Regions from separate parts of the Homo sapiens genome. Here regions 2 and 3 are each linked to region 1. A link is a contact called in ENCODE Hi-C data. All regions are on one chromosome and are shown on one strand. The core of a region is the stretch at or near the end of the contact, and the rest is flanking DNA. Distances in the headings are between cores, read along the strand shown. Region 1 holds the start of CPAP (centrosome assembly and centriole elongation protein). Region 2 holds the start of SPATA13 (spermatogenesis associated 13). Region 3 overlaps SPATA13 (spermatogenesis associated 13).

Region 1 (3,248 bases), core at 318-2,817:
ATGAACTTTCTCGAAGAGCGACAGATATAACAATTCTCTTTTTTATAAAACCTCCAGCTTTCTCTTTGTTCTTTGGACATACTGAAGACCACCTGGTCTGTACGCCTGGAACCGCCATTCTTTCTTCCCAAATAAAACGTTAAACTTAAGAGATTCATCTCCAAATTTTTGACTTCAACAACTGGGAAGGTTAATACAGGGGGTGGATACACTTAGGCTGTACACTTAAGATTAGCGCACTTTACTGGATATCTGTTATTCCTGAATAATTTGTAAAAACTTTTTCTAAGCAAATTGTTTTTCAGTAGGAAACCAATCTAAAAAAGTAATGACTTTTTTTTTTTCAAAATCAACCACGTAACTTTGCTTAATTTCAATGACCTTAGCAGAAAATCTTTCGAAATCCAAATTCAGAAGGGAGACAAACTACAAGGTCATTTCATAATATGGAAAACTAGAAAAATTCCCTACTAGACTGACAAGTGCAAGCAGTCTTGGGATGCAGCAGCCAGACTTTTGCATCTCCTCCTCCAACTCCCCACCAAACACACCTTCTATACCTTCAATTTCATGACCGCGATTCTAAAAATATATTTAATGTCAGCATGAAGTATAAAAAAAGCGTCACCAGAACCTGCTACTTATTATTGATACTGAGGTCTTGGTAAAGGGAGCATTGATAATATATATGCCGAGATAGGATTAGTATGTGGACTCAGACTTTACAGATATCAAAATCTGAAGGACACGGGTGCACGTGTATGTCAAACTCATCAAATGGAATGCATTTAAACATGTGCCATTTTTATTGTATAGCAATTATACCTCAATAAAACTTTTAAAAAATGTAACAAACTGACAGCCTTGAAATCTCCAGAAAGTGCTATGTAAACATTCTTTAAAGCAGTATTGAAAAAAAGATAAATTCTCTGCACGGTGAGGGAGGAGAGTGGATACAAACAGCAAATTCAAAGCCACTCTTAGACCGTGAGAAGTAACTAGTTGGTCTGGGAAGTGATTTAGCAGTCCCCTAAAATACAACACGTTCTTGAAAGCCATGAATCCACACGAAGCTTCAAGAGAGAAGCCCTTGACAAAGCTGGGGCAAGACCGGCCCTTAGGACAGCCAGCAACGCTACTTCACCACCCTGCTCCAGCGGACTGCGGCTGCCGCGCTGCCCACAGGAACTCAAGTTCCGCCACAGCCAGGTCAGAGAGACAGACACCCCAGAGAGGCCGGCTTCCCCAGCTCTGCGAAGAACAAAGCAGCGCGAATGAACGAAGCCACTGAACTGCCGTGGGCCTCAGCGCGCCCGTGGGCCTGAGCGCGTCCCGGCGCCCCGCTCCCTCCTCGCCCCGCCGAGCCAACCCCGAGGTCCGAGCAGAGTCCTGCCCGCCCACCGCCGTCCATCTCCGGCGCAGGGCGGCGGACAAAGAGCTCCTCCGCTCTTTTCGCCCACAAATTACCGCTCCGTGAAGCCTGGGCAGCTCAGCAGCACGAACCGACACCTCAATCTCCGCAGCATTTACAAATGGGCCGCCACAATCGCCGCCTCTGTCGGAGCCCCGCCCCCGTCCCGAGGTCCTGTGGGAAGTGAGGATCTCACCCGCGCGTCTGCGCTAAAGCGCAGGCACCGCTGAGCCCAGTGAAACTACAACTCCCAGTGACGCCACAGCGACGGGCGTTGCCCGGCGGGGGATGGACTGCGCGCCGCCTTCCGACCAGCAGCGGGCCAGTGGTCGACGTAGGCGGGCGGCGTGGCGGGGCGGAAAACCGTTTCCGGGAGAGACCTTCCGTGGTGGACGTCGCCCCAGGCTCCCACACTTAGAAAACTAAAGGGAACGCCTAACGGAGCGATGGATCTCCGTGTTCCCAGCAAAGCAGGGAGCACGGAGAGTCAAAGCTAACATAGAGCCCAACCGACGCTTAAAGGAGGTGTTTTGGGTTTTGTTTTTTTTTTTTCTATTTGCGTACGGTCTATTTTGTCGTTTTTTTGGTTTGGTTTGGTTTTTTTCTTTGTTTTCCGCTTTGGCTGAGGTGACTTAGTAAAGGAGAAAAAGGGCAGTCCGCTACACCATTTCGTAAGACGAAAATAACCCTATGAGAATTCACTCCAAAAATAGGCATCTTTCATCTCTCCTCAAATGGCTAATCGGTGGTTTGGCAGAGTGTGTCCATTAGATTCTGAAACTAGTTTGAATACTGACAGTGCAGAATTCAAGAAATTTTTTTGTTTTGTTTCGTTTTAACTGCCACGGCCCTTTAATCTAGGAAGTTACAGCACCGTGAGTTACCACAGTACTACATACCTGGCTTCCATGTCTGATTAAACAGCAGGCCAAGTAAAATGTTTAAAGAAATCAAATGAAGTGCCATTTATAACCGTTATAACTGAAACAAACGACTGCTAAAGACAAAACTATTTCACAGAAATTTGGTCCTCCAAAATTTGTTTTGCTTTCTACTTCAAAAAGAGTCTACTTCTCTAAATCAAGATTTCGGTTTTGCTTCTTTTTTCAATTTTTCTTTTCTTTTTTTAATTTTTATTTTTTGAGATGGAGTCTCGCTCTGTTGCCCAGGCTGGAGTACAATGGCGCGATCTCCGCTCACTGCAAGCTCTGCCTGCCGGGTTCACGCCATTCTCCTGCCTCAGCCTCCCGAGTAGCTGGGATTACAGGCGCCCGCCACCACGCCTGGCTAATTTTTTTATTTTTATTTTTAGTAGAGAAGGGGTTTCACCGTGTTAGCCAGGATGGTCTTGATCTTCTGACCTCGTGATCCGCCCGCCTCGGCCTCCCAAAGTGCTGGAATTACAGGCGTGAGCCACCGCGCCCGGCCCAATTTTTCTTTTTAATTTTCACTGTGGGTGAGGAAGCTAAAGCCCGAGACTTCCGAGATCACACAGCTACTTAAGATGCCAGACAAGGACCCAAACAATCTTCCTTTTCATTTATGATAGCCCTTTGGCTTGAAAGCATGCCCAAAAGTCTCATCATTCTTCCTAAAATGTGTATCTTTAAGGATAGTCGCAATATCCTCTATTTTTGTGCCTATATTTTATTCGTATGTTTTTATTTTAATATAGTATGTAGTGCCACATTGTTTGTTGATTGAATAAATAAATGAATCTTTTACCACACTCAAGTCTTAACTGGCTGTTAAATTAAGGTTATAATGTGTAAGTTTTCACCTGTAGCCCATGTAATTCTCAAAACTGCCCACTAAGCTTCAAGGGTTCAAATCCATT
Region 2 (3,248 bases), core at 486-2,985, 760 kb before region 1:
TGCATGTAAATGTTAATAGTGGTTTCCAAGTAGGCAGAAATAACCTTTTGAAACACAATTTTTTTAAAAGAAAAATCAAAATCTGCTCCTCAGATTTGTGCTAATTCTAAAGAGATAATAAAAAAACCCTCAATTTAGACCGTGATATTTTTTTTTAAATAATACTAACATAGATTTCATTTTAGCATTTGTGAGTGCTTTGTGCAGATTTTTTATAGAGTAGAAATAAAATGGAACAGTCAATGATATTAGCCTCACATACTATGTTTCTAAAATTTTCCAAGGTTTGGTTTTTATATTTTTTCAGCTTTAAAAATACATGGTCATTGTTAAAACTTGGGGTAATTTCAATAACAATTCAAAGAATTAAATAAAATTTGCCCATATTTCCACCACCCACAGATAATTATCATTAATCTTGGAGTGTGCTTTAATTAATAGACTATTTTTAGAGCAGTTTTAGGTTTAGAAAACAGGAATGGAAAGTACACGGAGTTCTGATGTACTCCCTCACGCCCCTCCCTCCACACACAGCTGCTTGTACTGACATCTTACATTCGAGTGGCACATGTGTTATGATTGATGGGCCCATGTTGTTACATTAAGATGAACTAAGTCCATTACTTACAGGAGGCTCACGCCGCATGCTGTTCATTCTGTGAGTTTTGAGAAATGCATAATGACATGAAGCCACCATTATAATGTCATACAGAGTTTTTTCAATATTTTAAAAAACATACATAAAATTAATTTTCACTTTTCATTGGGTAATATAATTTTTGTTTTTTATTTTACAGATTGTGGGTATTGTTCTTTGATTATAAAAGACAATAGACATTTATAAATAATAGTGCTGGCCACTAAATGAATCATCTAAAAAACTACACTGGTAGAAAGCATGCATTTATTTTATGAATTCCATTAGCTGCCTATCAGGGAACATGGAGCACTGGGGCACAGATCCCAGCACAGAAGGGTTTGCTTCTCTTCTGTGGTTTTCATGTCAATTAATGATTAGGCCTTGAGCCTCACAAGAAAGGTGATAGGCCTTTGAGTCGGTTTACTGCAACAGTCTACTCAAGACTTGCCCCAGGCCCTGGGAAACATGTAGGTTTAAAAATCCCTACCCTGCGTTTTCCTTTCACAGGGAGTGAACTTCTGGCCCAGGCAGTGGGCAGTGGGGCACGGTTGCCCCGGAGATGAGACTCCTCTTCCCGCCCTGGGGGGTGGGGGCTGGCTGGTGGCTGAGGGAACTATTTTTGTTTGTTTCTTTTTTTAAAAAACGGAGTCTGGCTGTGTCCTCCAGGTTGGAGTGCAGTGGCGCGATCTCGGCACACTGCAACCTCCGCCTCTCGGGTTCAAGTGATTCTCCTGCCTTAGCCTCCTGAGTAGCTGGGATCACAGGCGCCTGTCACCACGCCCGGTTAATTTTTATTTTTATTAGAGACGGGGTTTCACCATGTTGGCCAAGCTGCTCTCAAATTCCTGACCTCAGGTGATCCGCCCACCTCGGCCTCCAAAAGTGCTAGGATTACAGGCAAGAGCCACTGCGCCTGGCCGGGGAACTGTTTTTGATGGGTGGGGTCCCCGGCTGTGGTTGGTAGTGTGGGGGCGTGGCCGAGGGTGTGGCCTGAGGGAGTGAGCTAACCGGGGGCGTGGCCTGATATGGGGCGGGGGGAAGAGCCGGGCTGGGGGCGTGGCCTGGTGGGGAGCGGGGCTGGGGCGTGGCTTGGCTGAGTGTGCTGCCGCGGCGCGGGAGGAGAGTGTGCGTTGCGCTTTCTCCCGCGATCGCCCTGCCGGTCGCTAGCTCCGAGGGCGCGCACTGGATCCCAGGCTCCTCCGAGAGTGCGGCGACCTCGGGGCTCCGCCGGCACCGGAGGTGGCTCTGAGGGCAGGGACGTGTTGGACACGCTGACTTTGTAGGCTCCGCCAAGAGGCGCCGCAGGAGGTAAGACGGCTTCGGGCGCGCGGCTCTGCCGGGCGGGCGCGGGCATGGGCTGTTAGGTAGAATATCGGGAGGATTTGAGTCCCAGTGGACTGCCTCGGGGCTTCGGGATGTCCAGCTCCCAGCTGCTTGGCCTCTGCTTCCCCCGCCGGTGGAGGCTACCGGGTGCTCACCTGTTAGGTCCGTGCGCCCGCTCCCTGCCCGGCGGTGGCTCTGCGCCCTCTGGGCCACCCGGCACCATCGCTTTTGGGAGGACATGCACGTGGTGTTCTCGCAAAAGGCCGTTTCCAGCCGGAAGCCTGCAGGGAGGTCGCCTTGTAACTTCACCCGCGCTCCCAGCTCGCGGGGCCTGGCCTACAGGGGCGGCCGTGGGGGTGGCAGAGTCTGGGGAGCCTGGCGCGGCGGAGCCCTGTAACGCTCTGCTCCATCGGGTGGCGTGGCTGGTGCCTCCGGGGACCCGGAGCGATGCGGTTGGAGAGCTTAGTTTAGAAAGCAAGTTTCTCTTGGTACCAGCGGAGTCTCGTCCCAGGGGAAAGATTTTGGGACCCGGTGCCCATCGTCTGTGGACTGCAGGGAATGCATTGGCGGAGTTGGTTTGGTCCCATTCTGTGCAGGAGGTGGGGGAATTGGTACTCCAGCCCCAGGCAGGTAGAAGCCCGCGCTGCTGCCAGCGTCAGGGGGAGCTCGGGTGACTTGGGCTGGGCCACCCATCTGACTGCAAGGTTACAGAGCTTGAGCAAATTTCCCCTCCCTCCAAGTGCAGGAAAACCAAACCAAAGCAAGCAAACAAAACCCTGTGGGTCATTTGCTTCCCAGCATTGCATAGGGATGTGGATAAATAGAATAATACTGTGAATTTATTCAGCTCTTGTTCCCATGGCTTCCCATAGCCTTATATTATGCACCTCCCCCTGCCAGCATTTTCTCTGTCCCCACCTTCGGTTTTTGCTGCCTCGTGTTTTCTTCTCTGTGAACCTTTCCTGGTCACCCAGCGATTTGCTCTCCTTTATTCCCCTTGCTAACAGGCGGAGAAATCTCACTCCTTTTCTTTTTCCACCTTTCCCAACAAATTCTCCTTTTTTCCTAATGTCCCCCTCCCCCGTCTTGCAAACTTCCTCACTGCATTATTCTCGGGGTGCCTGTCATGCACCCTCCCTGTTCTCTGCCCTCCTCCCGCACTTTAGAGTTTCATGTGGCTTTGTCTTATTATCCCATATCCTAATTCTCATCTACCTCCCTTGGCCCCCACGTTTGCCATCTGCCTCCACCCAGTTCTCCCATCTCCTTCCTTATTTGTGCTCCC
Region 3 (3,248 bases), core at 297-2,796, 650 kb before region 1:
AGTCAAAGGTAAAACCTAAGAGCTCACCGCAAGATACAAAGAAGCCCAGAGCCAACGACGCCCCAGCTCTGAACTGGAGACGGGACAGAGGCTGAGTTTTGAGAGCAGGAGGGAGTGGAGCTGCTGGCTTGGTTGTGGGGTCTGGAGCCAATGGGGTGTTGGCTGCCCAGGGTGCAGGGCCCTAAGTTGAATACTGATGTGAAGCTATACATTAAGAGAATGATTCTTCAAAGCTCCTTAGACATTAATAACAGATTATTAGTGAGAGTTAATATGTCAGTTTCTAGGATTCCTTTTGATCTTATTGTTGTCCACATGTTTAAAAGATTGAAAAATACTATTTGTGAAGAATGGCTTGAAAGTCTAGATTAGATATACTAGTGACTTTTCCAACACTAACAGTTTACATTCTGGAACATGAAACATATTTCATACTTTAATTCAGTCACCCAACACTGACTATTAAGCATGTTCCTTGTCCTTGAGAAAGTCATAGCTAGGATAAGAGTAGGGACAGGATATAAAGGGACAGATATAAACTTAATAATAACTATAATGTAAATGCGATACATATTTTAAAAGAGGTTAGTCTAACATGTTTATAGAACATCAAAGGCAGATATTGTTATGGCAGAGGATCAGGGAACTGAAAAATAAGTCATGGAACCGTCACCAAGCAATGATGGTTACAACTTTTGTTTGTTGTTTGGTTGGTTTTTGTTTCCTTAAGTTTATTTTTAAATAGAGATGGGATCTTGCTATGTTGCCCAGGCTGGTCTTGAACTCCTGGCCTCAAGCAATCCTCCTGCCTCAGCCTCCTAAAGTGCTGAGATTACAGGCATGAGCCACTGCGCCCGGCCAATGGTTAAACTTTTGAGGGATGAGCCAGAATTTGATGGGCTGTTTTGGGTGGGAAAGTTGCTCCAGGCGGAGAGGTCAGCGTGGACGGATGGAAGGATTTTGTCCTATTCGTTGGAATAAGGAACATTCAGTGGTACACATTGGCTAACGCAGAGGTTTCCAGCCAATGCAATCAGAATCCATTGCCTGCAACTTGTGGCTTGCTGCATGGACAGGCAACAAAAGGCATATGTCCTAGAACAACCTGAGCATGTGGTGTGGTTTAAGTAAGCTTAACCTGAAGGTCCAGTGGTTCCCAAATTTTTCCAGGTGTCAGAATCATTTGAGGAGCTTTTCAAAATAAATTCTCAGCCAACATCCTTCCCCACTACCACCACCCAACCTGACTCAGTGGCCCAGGGCAGGGGAGGATCTTTATTTTTCTAAACATTTTCCATGTGATTAGATGCCACAGGCCCTGGGTGTTTGGGAACCACTGAAGGGGGATGGACCCTGGAAATTGTGCATCATGTTTTGACGTTGTCAGTTCCTGTGACCCAGCTCTTTCCCTCTGTGTGCATCTCCGTGGCCTGAGCTCTTGGGGTTCACCCATAGTTTCAGCCCACAGAGCAGCAGCCCGTGACAGCTGCTCCCAGCTGTGAACACGAGCTGCCCGCCTGGGCTTGCCATTTCTGTTTTTAAGATGGGAAGTCAGAATGGCTTATCTCAACTCTGAGGAAGTCTGAGCCATCAGCAAGAGGTTTTCTCAAATACATGATTTTAGCAGATTATTTTAAGGGTGGGGGAATTTCCCTGAAGTCAAGGGAGGGGAAATTCCCCACCAAGGAGTGATGCTGGGTGGGAGATGCTGGTCGGGAACCAGCTGCTCATTAGCTAGGCAGTGTTGGAGAGTGCCTCATGAAAATAGCTAAATCTATGTCTCCTTGTTGTCAAGTGCCTGATGTTTAAGGGCTGTGTTAGATCTCACCTCCCTTTCATTTAACAGAACACCTCAACCTCCACCCTGTTATCACACCCTCACCAGGACTACCCTCCCCCACTTATCAGTCAGGGGCTTTTTTTTTCCTGATGTCTTCTCTAACTGTATTTGTAACAATCCTTCCAATTTAAAAAAATGACACCTCCTCTATGGCTACCACATTGTTCTCTGTAGTAGTTCCTAAAGCTAAAAGTGGCCAGGGCTGAAAATGGGGACTGGGGCATTCTACTCACTGACAGCTGCAGCCAGGAGGAAAGCAGAGAGGGGGAGGAAAATGAGACATTTGTGTAAGGGATGGACTGGGGAAGGACCAATGCAGCCCCAGGAATCAGGGGCCCCCAGAGGGCAGTGTTTCTAGGAGTGATGGTTAACCATGGTTATTGAACAAGAGCATTATAAATTCACTTTATTACATTTTTGGAATTGATAGTACTCTGTGGAACAGATGTGTTCTCTTGGAATTGTCCCCAGTCAGAGAGGCGCTGATGGTCAGCACGCAGTTTTGATGACCAAGGGTGTGCTCCTTCTACCTGACTGAAGCTGCGGGAAGTGTTGTAGAAAGAGCCTGCTCTGTCTGCTCTCATATTGATTGTATGTAGGCATTTGGGGTTTTAAAACTGATTTCAATTTGGAGCAGTCTTTGCTTCTTGTTTACAAGATCGTTTCCAAAAATGGCTTTTTGGGCAAGGTGCAGTGGCTCACGCCTGTAATCCCAGCACTTTGGGAAGCCAAGGCAGGTGGATCACCTGAGGTCAGGAGTTTGAGACCAGCCTGGCCAACATGGCGAAACCCCATCTCTACTAAAAATACAAAAATTAGCTGGATGTGATGGCACGCACCTGTAATCTCAGCTACTCGGTAGTCTTAGGCAGGAGAATCTCTGGAACCCTGGAGGCAAAGGCTGCAGTGAGCTGAGATCGCGCCACAGCACTCCAGCCTGGGCGACAGAGCAAGACCTTGTCCCTCACCCCTCCCCCAAAAAATGTTTTTTCCACACCAATTTTTTCAACAAAAGAAACTACGGTTGGTGAGAATGTGGAGAAATTGGAACTGTTGCGCACTGTTGGTGGGAATGTGAAATGATGCAGCCATGTGGAAAACAGTATGGAGAGTCCTCCAAAAATTAAAACTAGAACTACCATTTGATCAAGTATGCTAAAGAGTTGTAAGCAGGGTCTCAAAAAGATAGTAGCACATTACTCACAATAGCCAAGTAGTAAAAGGAGCCCAAATGTTCACCCACAAACAGGTAAACAGAATGTGGTGTGTATACTCACAATGGAATATTTTTGGTTTTTTCCTTTTTTAAAAATCAATGGAAGTGCTAACCAAACAATGGAATATTATATAGTGTTTAAAAAGAAGGAAGTTCTAACACTTGGTACACATGAATGGATGTCAAGGACAT

Evidence for each region. A loop is a pair of places that touch in the nucleus more often than their neighbours do. Pooled maps may share reads with other maps.
Region 2: a loop to region 1 is called in a map of CD8-positive, alpha-beta T cell, with 25 times the contacts of the local background. The contact joins the promoter of SPATA13 here to the promoter of CPAP in region 1. A Hi-C loop is called at or near these places in 3 of 168 maps with a recorded cell type or tissue (CD8-positive, alpha-beta T cell and naive thymus-derived CD4-positive, alpha-beta T cell) and 8 of 50 pooled maps.
Region 3: a loop to region 1 is called in a map of B cell, with 6 times the contacts of the local background. The contact joins the enhancer-like site here to the promoter of CPAP in region 1. A Hi-C loop is called at or near these places in 3 of 168 maps with a recorded cell type or tissue (B cell, CD8-positive, alpha-beta T cell and naive thymus-derived CD4-positive, alpha-beta T cell), 19 of 37 single-sample maps with no recorded cell type and 17 of 50 pooled maps.

Annotation. Positions count from the first base shown.
Region 1 is chr13:24,921,294-24,924,541 of GRCh38, forward strand. CPAP (centrosome assembly and centriole elongation protein) reads right to left here and starts at 1,568. Exons shown (of 17, transcript NM_018451.5): 1 at 1,468-1,568. RefSeq lists enhancers at 712-1,613, 1,614-2,515.
Region 2 is chr13:24,158,985-24,162,232 of GRCh38, forward strand. SPATA13 (spermatogenesis associated 13) reads left to right here and starts at 1,736. Exons shown (of 13, transcript NM_001166271.3): 1 at 1,736-1,948. RefSeq lists a silencer at 1,627-1,686.
Region 3 is chr13:24,273,130-24,276,377 of GRCh38, forward strand. The region is part of intron 4 of SPATA13 (spermatogenesis associated 13); the gene reads left to right. Among named protein-coding and RNA genes, the nearest start is that of SPATA13-AS1, 20 kb to the left of the region's middle. RefSeq lists enhancers at 1,492-1,781, 2,082-2,141. Within about 2 kb of position 1,547, at least 18 of the 41 ENCODE cell types and tissues checked have a DNase peak (open chromatin) inside an H3K27ac peak, as active enhancers do; they include B cell and CD8-positive, alpha-beta T cell, where a contact is called at or near this core.